Linked DNA regions of Homo sapiens: region 2 is linked to region 1. Evidence: chromatin contacts called from ENCODE Hi-C or POLR2A ChIA-PET data. All regions are on one chromosome and are shown on one strand. The core of a region is the stretch at or near the end of the contact, and the rest is flanking DNA. Distances in the headings are between cores, read along the strand shown.

The links. A loop is a pair of places that touch in the nucleus more often than their neighbours do. ChIA-PET counts read pairs that join two places held with the same protein, here RNA polymerase II (POLR2A). Pooled maps may share reads with other maps.
Region 2: a loop to region 1 is called in a map of PC-9, with 8 times the contacts of the local background. The contact joins two enhancer-like sites. A Hi-C loop is called at or near these places in 1 of 168 maps with a recorded cell type or tissue (PC-9) and 1 of 50 pooled maps. POLR2A ChIA-PET finds 5 or more read pairs at or near these places in 1 of 52 experiments (A549).

What each region holds. Positions count from the first base shown.
Region 1 is chr13:105,989,661-105,993,788 of GRCh38, forward strand. No RefSeq gene overlaps it. Among named protein-coding and RNA genes, the nearest start is that of LINC00343, 280 kb to the left of the region's middle. Within about 2 kb of position 1,996, at least 5 of the 41 ENCODE cell types and tissues checked have a DNase peak (open chromatin) inside an H3K27ac peak, as active enhancers do.
Region 2 is chr13:106,101,111-106,105,570 of GRCh38, forward strand. No RefSeq gene overlaps it. Among named protein-coding and RNA genes, the nearest start is that of LINC00460, 270 kb to the right of the region's middle. RefSeq lists an enhancer at 1-51. Within about 2 kb of position 2,826, at least 5 of the 41 ENCODE cell types and tissues checked have a DNase peak (open chromatin) inside an H3K27ac peak, as active enhancers do.

The sequences.
Region 1 (4,128 bases), core at 746-3,245:
ACCGACGTCACCACAAGCATGTGAGTTGTGCTACAATGGTGCAATGGCGGCAGCATCACTCAGTAATAGGAATTTTCAGGTCCATTAGAATCTTACGGCACCTCTGTTATGTATGTCATTATCATTATATGATGCATGACCATGTAAAGCAACCCTAATCCTCACAATCCCTCAAGGTGAGCATTGTTCTTGCATTTTCGAGATGGGGAAGCTAAAACATAGAAGCCAGTAACTTGTCCAAGATGGTGCAGCTAGCAGGGGGTTACCGTGGATCCCCTGAGGGACAGTCTGACTTCTGCGTCCCCTTGTGTTCTTCCTAGGTCCCCTGCTGCCTTTCCCAAGACTGTCAGCACCAGCTCCTCGGCACCACCACCGCCCACTGCTCTCAGGTTTCTTTGGTGCCTCTATCTCTGTCTGCTATGTGGCTCCATTTTTTTGTCTCCTTCCCTCAGAGGTGGGGTTTTCAAGGGTAGAATTCTGAAGTCAAATTTATCTATCTTCTTTACTACTGTTTTCTACAGTATTCCGTACAGTTGCTTGCTGTACAGGTTTGTAGCCCAGGACCAACAGTAGTAAAGAACAGTAGATTCTAGATAGATAACTCCTGGGCCTACCTTCACAATAATTTATATCTATAATTTATATTGTTTAATTGGTGATTTCCAAAATCTCGACTGCCTTAAGTATCATTTCTGTTATTCTACTAGAAACATCCGGCTCAGGGATTCTCCACCTTAACCCTATTGACATTTTGGGTCAGATGAGTCTTTGTGGTTGGGGTTGCCCTGTGCCTCACAGGATGTTTTCCCACTAGATATCAGTAGCACTCCCTGGCTCCAGATGGGACAACCAAAGTGTTTGCAGACATTCCCAAATGTCCCTTGTGGGGTGGGGTAGGGGAGTGGTAAAATTGCCCTGCTTGAGAACTACTGAATTCTAACTGCATGTCCTGCCAGCCATTTGACCTAAATTAAATTCTTCCCCCAAATATCCCATTTTTCTCACTTCCTTATTTCTCTTTGTGGGTCTAATTTTTCCTCAGTCGTTCAAGCTCAACATGTCTGTGCTATGTCTGACTCAGCCCCCACCCCCCATCCTCCACACCCAACCCATCACTAAGACTCATAGCATTGACTTCTACTCCCAAGCCCCTCCTTCCCTTTCCTGTTTATCTTTTAGATTCTGGCCTCTGTGATCTCACATTAACGCCAATAGCTTTTTTCTGGTTTCCCTATCATTAATTCATCCTATCCAGTGATGATAGATAAGGTTTTCTCAAAGGTAGCTTGTAGTATGTTCCTTCTTTCATTAGAACCTTCAGTGTTTCCCAATGATAGACCAAATTAAGTACAAATTGCTCACTCTTGCATTTCAGAGCCTCCACCATATGGCACCAACTCCCTTTCCAGTCTCAGTTCACACATCTCCTCTACAAGTACCAACAGGGTGGCTCACTGCTCATCAAAAGTGGGCTATGCATATGCCCTGATGCCTTTTTCTCATGCTGTTACCTCACTTGGTGAGTTCTCCTCCACAATGTTCCCCTAAAAAAGCTCACTCTTCTTTCAAAGCCAGTCTGATATTCCACAATATTCACAAATCATTTTTTTCTGGTTGACCCAACAGAATGTATTCACTTTCCCATCTGAATCTCTGCAGCTGTTCATACTGCCTCTTCTGTCAGGTTACACATCATCCCCTGGTATAGCCCGTGTAGTGTTAATAGTATCTGCTTTGCCAGATTGTAATCTTAATGATGGCAGAACTATGGTCATATTCTTCTTCATACACTCTAGTATTTAGCACAGCTATATGCATTTTAGATGTTCTTAATTATTTGTCTAAATGAGTAATAACAGTGAACTTACCTGCTTACTATCTTAACACAGTTCCTCACCATTCTTTTCTTAAATAATTGGTTTCTCAGCTGGTCTTTTGACTCATGTCTTTCCAACCCATTCTCTGCCTGGTACAAAAGTCACTTTCCAAACACAAGTCTGATCATGCTGACCCTGACTGAGAACTTGGAATGGCTCCCGTTGCCTAGAGGATGGGTGCAAACTCCTTGGTATGACACACAAAGCCCTCTGTATTCTGGCTACTGTGGTTTGTCTCAGCAGTCCTCCCTCCAACTGCATTCTTGCGACATGCTAAGTTTCCAGTTCCAGCTGTCACGCTGCTCCTTTCCCCACATCTCCCATACCTTTGTTTGTACTGCTCCTTCTGCCAGGAATGCCTTCTGCCAAGAATGCCACCTACAACAGCTGTTTACTTCTCACTACTATGCAAGGAGGGCCCTGGCCTTCCACACCATGAGCCTCCTTCCAGGGGCATCCACTGGGCTCTGCACGTACTCCTGCCACAGCTCCTGTAATATTTTGCTGTGTTGACTTTTCATGCCTGAATCCAGCTGCTCACAATGAGCACATAGAGCAAAATGAACTGTGTTTTATAGTCCTTTGCCTTTCAGATGCCTAGATAGTGCTGACAATGGAGGAAGCTAATGAAAACTATCTTGCCCAATGACTGATGAATGGATGAATCCAAAGCAGAAAACCAGTCTATTCTAGTCACCAACTAGAAGAGTTTGTTTCATAGATTATGTATGTCAGTGTTTAAAATGCCACCAACAAACTCTGTTTATTTTGTGAGACCTGAATGTCTGACATCATTAAGAGGAGAGATCAGCTGAGCGAGTCTATTAGCCAGTGTATTGCCATTTTCAGTTTTATATTTAAAAACTTTTAAAACCACATTAGATATTTCCCTGACTTGGTCAACAGGATATTCCGGAAATAATGTTACTCTCCTCCTATAATGGAGTTATCATTATGAGAATACATTTCTATATGAGTTTTAATTAATTTATGCCTACAGGTACCATAAAGAAATCACTCACTGCTGTTTATCTGTCTTTCTCTGTTTATCTGTTTATCTGTTGCCAGTTTATCTGTCTTCCTCTCTGCTTCCAGTAAGTTTTGTTTTCTTTTCCTTTCCTTTCCTTTCCTTTCTTTTCTTTTCCTTTTTCGTTTCCCTTCCCTTCCCTTCCCTTCCCCTCCCCTCCCCTCCCCTTCCCTCCCCTCCCCTTTCTCTTTTTCTCTTTCTCTTTCTCTCTTTCTCCCTTTCTTTCTTTCTCTTTCTTTCTTTCTTTTCTTTCTTCCTTCCTTCCTTCCTTTCTTTCTTTCTTTCTTTCTTTTTTCTTCTCTCTTTCTTCCTTTCTTTCCTTTCCCACAAAGTTTTGCTCTGTTGCCCAAGCCAGAGCACACTGGCACAATCTCAGCTCACTTCAACCTCCGCCTCCCTGGCTCAAGGTATCCTCCCACCTCAGCCTCTGAAGTAGCTGGAACTACAGGCATGTGCCACCATGCCCACCTAATTTTTGTAATTTTGGAGAGACAGGGTTTTGCCATATTGCCCAGGCTGGTCTCAAACTCCTGGGCTCAAGCTATCTGCCTGCCTTGGCCTCCCAAAGTGCTGGGAATAGAGGCCCGAGCCACCATGCCCAGTCACAAGCAGGTCTTCTTCTTCATTCCTGTTAGGATATCTACTTAAAGCTTCTCTCCACTTTGCCCTTGAACTACTTCTTGACACTTTACCTCTGTCCTGCATTAATCTTATGACTCAAGGGAGCTGTTAGGGAAACCAGAAAATCAAAGGTGTTAAATCACATACTGTCTCAGCCTACTTGCACTGATGTAACAAAATGCTGTAAACTGGGTAGCTTATAAATAACGAGATTTGATTATTCTTAGCTCTGGAGGCTGTGATCGTGACCAAGGCACCTGCAGAGAACCCCCTTCCTAGCTCATAAGCATCCATCTTCTCGTTGTGTCCTCACATGGTGGAAGGAGTGAGGGGTCTCTCTGGGGTCTCTTTTGTGTGGGCACTAGTCTCATTCATAAGGGATCTGCCCTCATAACCTAATCACTTTTTAAAGGCCCCACCTTCAAATACCATCACATTAGAGAACTTGGCTTCAATATGTGAGCTTGTGGGGAACAAATCATTCAGTCTATAGCACGTACCTAGTCAGACATTTATGAGTAGGTACTGTCCTGAGATGAGGATATTTCTGTCTTCTGAAAAAATATGTGTGAGCTGTATAGGAACTGATTTGTTTGTGTTGCA
Region 2 (4,460 bases), core at 1,576-4,075, 110 kb after region 1:
AACGATAACCACTTAACAAACACTGCGAAGGGAATCTGAAGTAGGTGGCCTCTAGGGTGGGGGAAGAAAGAATAGAAAGATAATTCTCTGAGACCGAAGAAATATTTCCCTAACTATGATTTCACAGTAAAAGTTTCCTAATAAAAAAATGTTGTAAAGGAGGGTCTTTTAAAAAGTGGTCTGTGGTCTGACCCCTCTTCAAATTTACTTTTATGACTAATGTTGGGTGACCAAGCAATTATTATACTACTGAAAAATCTCATTAACTGCCTGAAAAATCAGCCAGTAAAGTGGGCCATGTCTGGTTTCTGCTCAACCTCATAAAACCTTTGAAGTCCCATAAGCGACCACATAATGACAGTAGAACTGGGGATGCCTCGACAACCTTCTTTCCTTCAGTCCCTCAGCTCGGCTCTAGAAGGCAGGCCCTGAACACCAGGGATTTTTGCCCACTCTATTCACAGTGTCCCTGGCACGTAAGAGGTGCTCAGGAAATATTTGTTAAGTAAGAGAAATTTAATTATTGTGATATCTGAGGGATTAAAGCCAAAAGTTAACCATAATAATATCCTAGATGATTTGAGGAAAATAAAACATTTATGCTGGGAACTTTTTTTAGATAAGATGTTAACTTGTATTTTCTTTCCCTGCATATTAGATCCCTTTTCTTCTCTCTGTTGAAGCCAGTAGCATGGGCTGAGCCTGTTTCCTCAAGGGCTCCATAAAGTCATATCCCAGCAAAAAGCCTAGTATGGTGTTTCTAAAATTACCTAACCTTTGTTGCAGACAAAATATCCTTGCAATAATCACGAAGAGAGAAAGATTTTCTCAAGCCAAGAAAGAGATGGTCAAGGCTGGTTGGAGGCACGCTGGTAAGAATGGAGTTCTGTGGATCTTGGAGCAATGAATATTTGTCAGAAGCAGATCTTTGGGGCTGGCAAGAGCTCAGATTGGGGATGGTTACAGTTGGAGGAACCATGAGCAGCCTAGAGAAGACCCTTATGCACCAAGTGTGGTAGGGGAGCCCCAGAGTCAGGAGCGCCTGTCCTGTGGGCACAGTGAGCTTGAGACAGCTGTCTTGGAAGAAACATTTGAACAGGGCTTCACACTTCCAAGGTCTTGACCTTCCTCAGACCCCCTGAACACAGGTCTCAGAGGAGGGAAGGGGAAAGTCAAGATACACTGAGGTCAAATGGTCCTGCAAGGGTATTAGTCTGTTCTTATACTGCTGTAAAGAATTTATCGAGACTGGGTAATTTATAAAGGAAAGAGGTTTAATTGATTCGCAGTTCAGCATGGCTGGGGAGGCCTCAGGAAACTTACAATCATGGCAGAAGGGGAAGCAAACACGTTCTTCTTCACACGGTGGCAGGAATGACAAGTGCCACGCAAAAAAGGGAAACCGTCTTATAAAACCATCAGATCTCACGAGAACACGCTCACTATCACAAGAAAAGCATGAGGTGACTGCCCCCACAATCTCATCGCCTCTCACAAGGTTCCTCCCCCAACACATGGGGATTACAATTTGGATTACAATTCAAGATGAGATTTGGGTGAGGACACAGAACCAGACCATATCAGCCAGCTATGCAGGAAGGGGTCCCAAAATACCATTTAAATTAGCTCATAGAAAATATATTGCTCTTTCTTCTGGTACAACGTGAGTTTTTGAATGGAGATTTGCACGGAGTATACATTATTTTAAAGCAATGCATTTTAGAGCAAACACAGATATACTTCGTATTCATATGAATTTATAAAAGCAAATTCATACTTCAAAGAAACATCATGCTCCCTTGGGCTGTGACTTCTGTCTCACTCAACTATCGGTTCGATGAAGCAGAAACTGTGTTTTGCCTGTAATGTCTTCCCAGGGCCTGACACATCACCTCACTCAGAGGAGGTACCAAATATTTGTTGAAATAATAAATGAATGCATGACCTCCTCTGCATGCATTCAATAGAAAATTTTCAGATATTCTCAAGATGATGCAAAATATATGTACACACCAGGCACTATACCACTGTCTATTTTTAAAAACATGGTTTTCTTAGGCAGATGTGTATCATTAGCAGGTGTAACTACGAATGATCCTATGGGTCTGATGATATGAGCAGATTAAACACCCTCTCACATTCGTTTGCATTCTCTCTTGGAGCCAGACTCTGAATAAAACAAATATTAGCTCTCTGCCTTTTATATGTTGTTTTCTTCTTTAGGTTCTTTCCAGCCATTCTGTGTCCAAATGGCTTTACAGTAGTGTATCTTCAAGATGCCTATTCTTTATACTTTTACTTTCCAACCATTCCCAATCTGAGAAACTTTTTCTCATCCAGTGCATGTCAGTACCCGGTGAGATAGATATATTTGGTACGTATCAGTAGAGGCATATTCTGTTGCTTTCTTCTCAGCACAAATCATAATTAACACCTGTCAGACTGGAGACAGTGATATGTGTACTTTGAGCATGGCTGAAGGAAAGGGAAGACGTGGGTATAGTCAGGGATAGCATCAAAACTTTGTACTCCCTGCAAGGGCAGGGGCATCCCCAATCAGAGCAGCGACCACAGCAAAAAGCACAGCCTCCCCTTAAACTACCAGCACAGCCTCACTGGTGTGCACCACCTGAGCATCCCGCCAGGTACCCGTCATCAACCCAACTCATCACCTCCAACGGAACAACCAAGAGGTGCGGTGTTATCACGGGTACGGATCTGCTTCCCACCTTTCACCAGAATACCTCCATGGCCTCTCCCTCAGCCCATGTGTTGACTTTGCCTGTCTTCAGCTTTGCTGCTATTTTAAACTTGGCTTTCCTGGTCAGCCTGGTGCAATCAGACCACAGGCACGAACCCTTTTACGACGTACCTTCCGCCCAGCCCTTCCCCTTCATTCTCCTGCCTCCACCCCAATCCACGTCCTATCTCCTTGCACAAGAATGACTGTAACAGCTTCCATACCCTTGGTCTCTCTGCCCCTGGTGAGTCCATTCTTCACACCTCTTGGCGTTAGTCTAATTAAAACCCTGTCTGTTCTGTCCCTCTACTATTCAAAAGATTGTAGTGGCACTAATTGCTCTAAGGAAAAATTCCAAATTCTTTGGAAACTTTCAAAGCTCCATCTTCCATTCATTCAGGCAACAAGTTTTAATTGAGCAGCCACTGTGTTGCACATACACTTTTAGGTACTGGGGATTCAGAGAGGAAAAAGGACAAAGATCCTTCCCCGTTTTATGGAGCTTTATCTACTCAGTCAGGCCCTCACTGGGACAGAAACACATACCAAGCCCATGACTGTTTGGGGCTTTTGTTTGTCTTGTTCCCCTTTCTTTCTGACTCACTTTTAATACTTTAGAATTCATCAGTATCCTTGGAGCAGTGTGCCAACCTCCCCTGTGGAGCAGCTGCCATTCCCATGGGCTCCCTCCTCACAACAGACCTGTCCTACCAGGACCAGAAAAGAATGTGACCCTCCAGCTGACACTTTTTACCCCTTTTTCTTATTGTACTTAGGTTTTCATATTGCTTGTTGCTCCACTAAAGTATAAGCCTCTGCCCATGGGACACGGCTCTGTTGGGCTTGTTCTCTGCTCTGTATCCAGCAGCGAAAACAGTGCACAGCATGTAGTGTGTGTCAACAGATATCTGTTGAATAAGTCAGGGAAGGAAGAATAAATGCATTGCCATTCTTAAATGGCTTTTCTTGCATTAAATGATTGTATTCTAGTTTTCTGTAGGAATATCTATAGGTCATAATAATGATAGCTGATATTTATGGCATGCTTACTAAGTACCAGCCATTGTTCTAAGCAATTTTACCCATACTATTTTACTTCATCCTCACTACAATCCTTTGATGTGGGTTTTGTTATTATACCCATTGTAAAGAAGAGAACACTGAGGCACAGTGAGCAATTCACCTAGTCTAAGATTAAAATGCAATTGGTTCACCCACAATACAAGCTGTTCCCAGTATAATGGCATGTATATTCATAACCACCTTGTCTTAATTACCTTGGTGTATCATAACAAAATACCATGTATGGGTGGCTTAGAAAACAGAAATATATTTCTCACAGTTCTGGAGGATGAGAAGTCCAAGATCAAGGTCTTGGGCAACCTTATTCACATCCTGATGAGGGCCCTCTTCCTGGCTGGTGGATAGCCACTTGGCAAAGACAGAGAAAGAGAGAGACAGAGAGAGAGAGAGAGAGAGAGAGAGAGCACTCTGTTATTTCTCTTTATAAGAGCACTAATCCTAACACATTAGCACATCACCCTATGACTTCATCTTACCTTAATCACCTCCTGAGGTCCTAACCTCAAATCCAGTCACATTGGTGATTAGGGCTTCAGCATATACATTCTTTTGTAGAGGGTGAGCACAAACATTCAGTTCATAACACCGGTTCTCCCTTCAGCCCATAAACATTTCTCAAGCACCTTCAGTGGGTTGG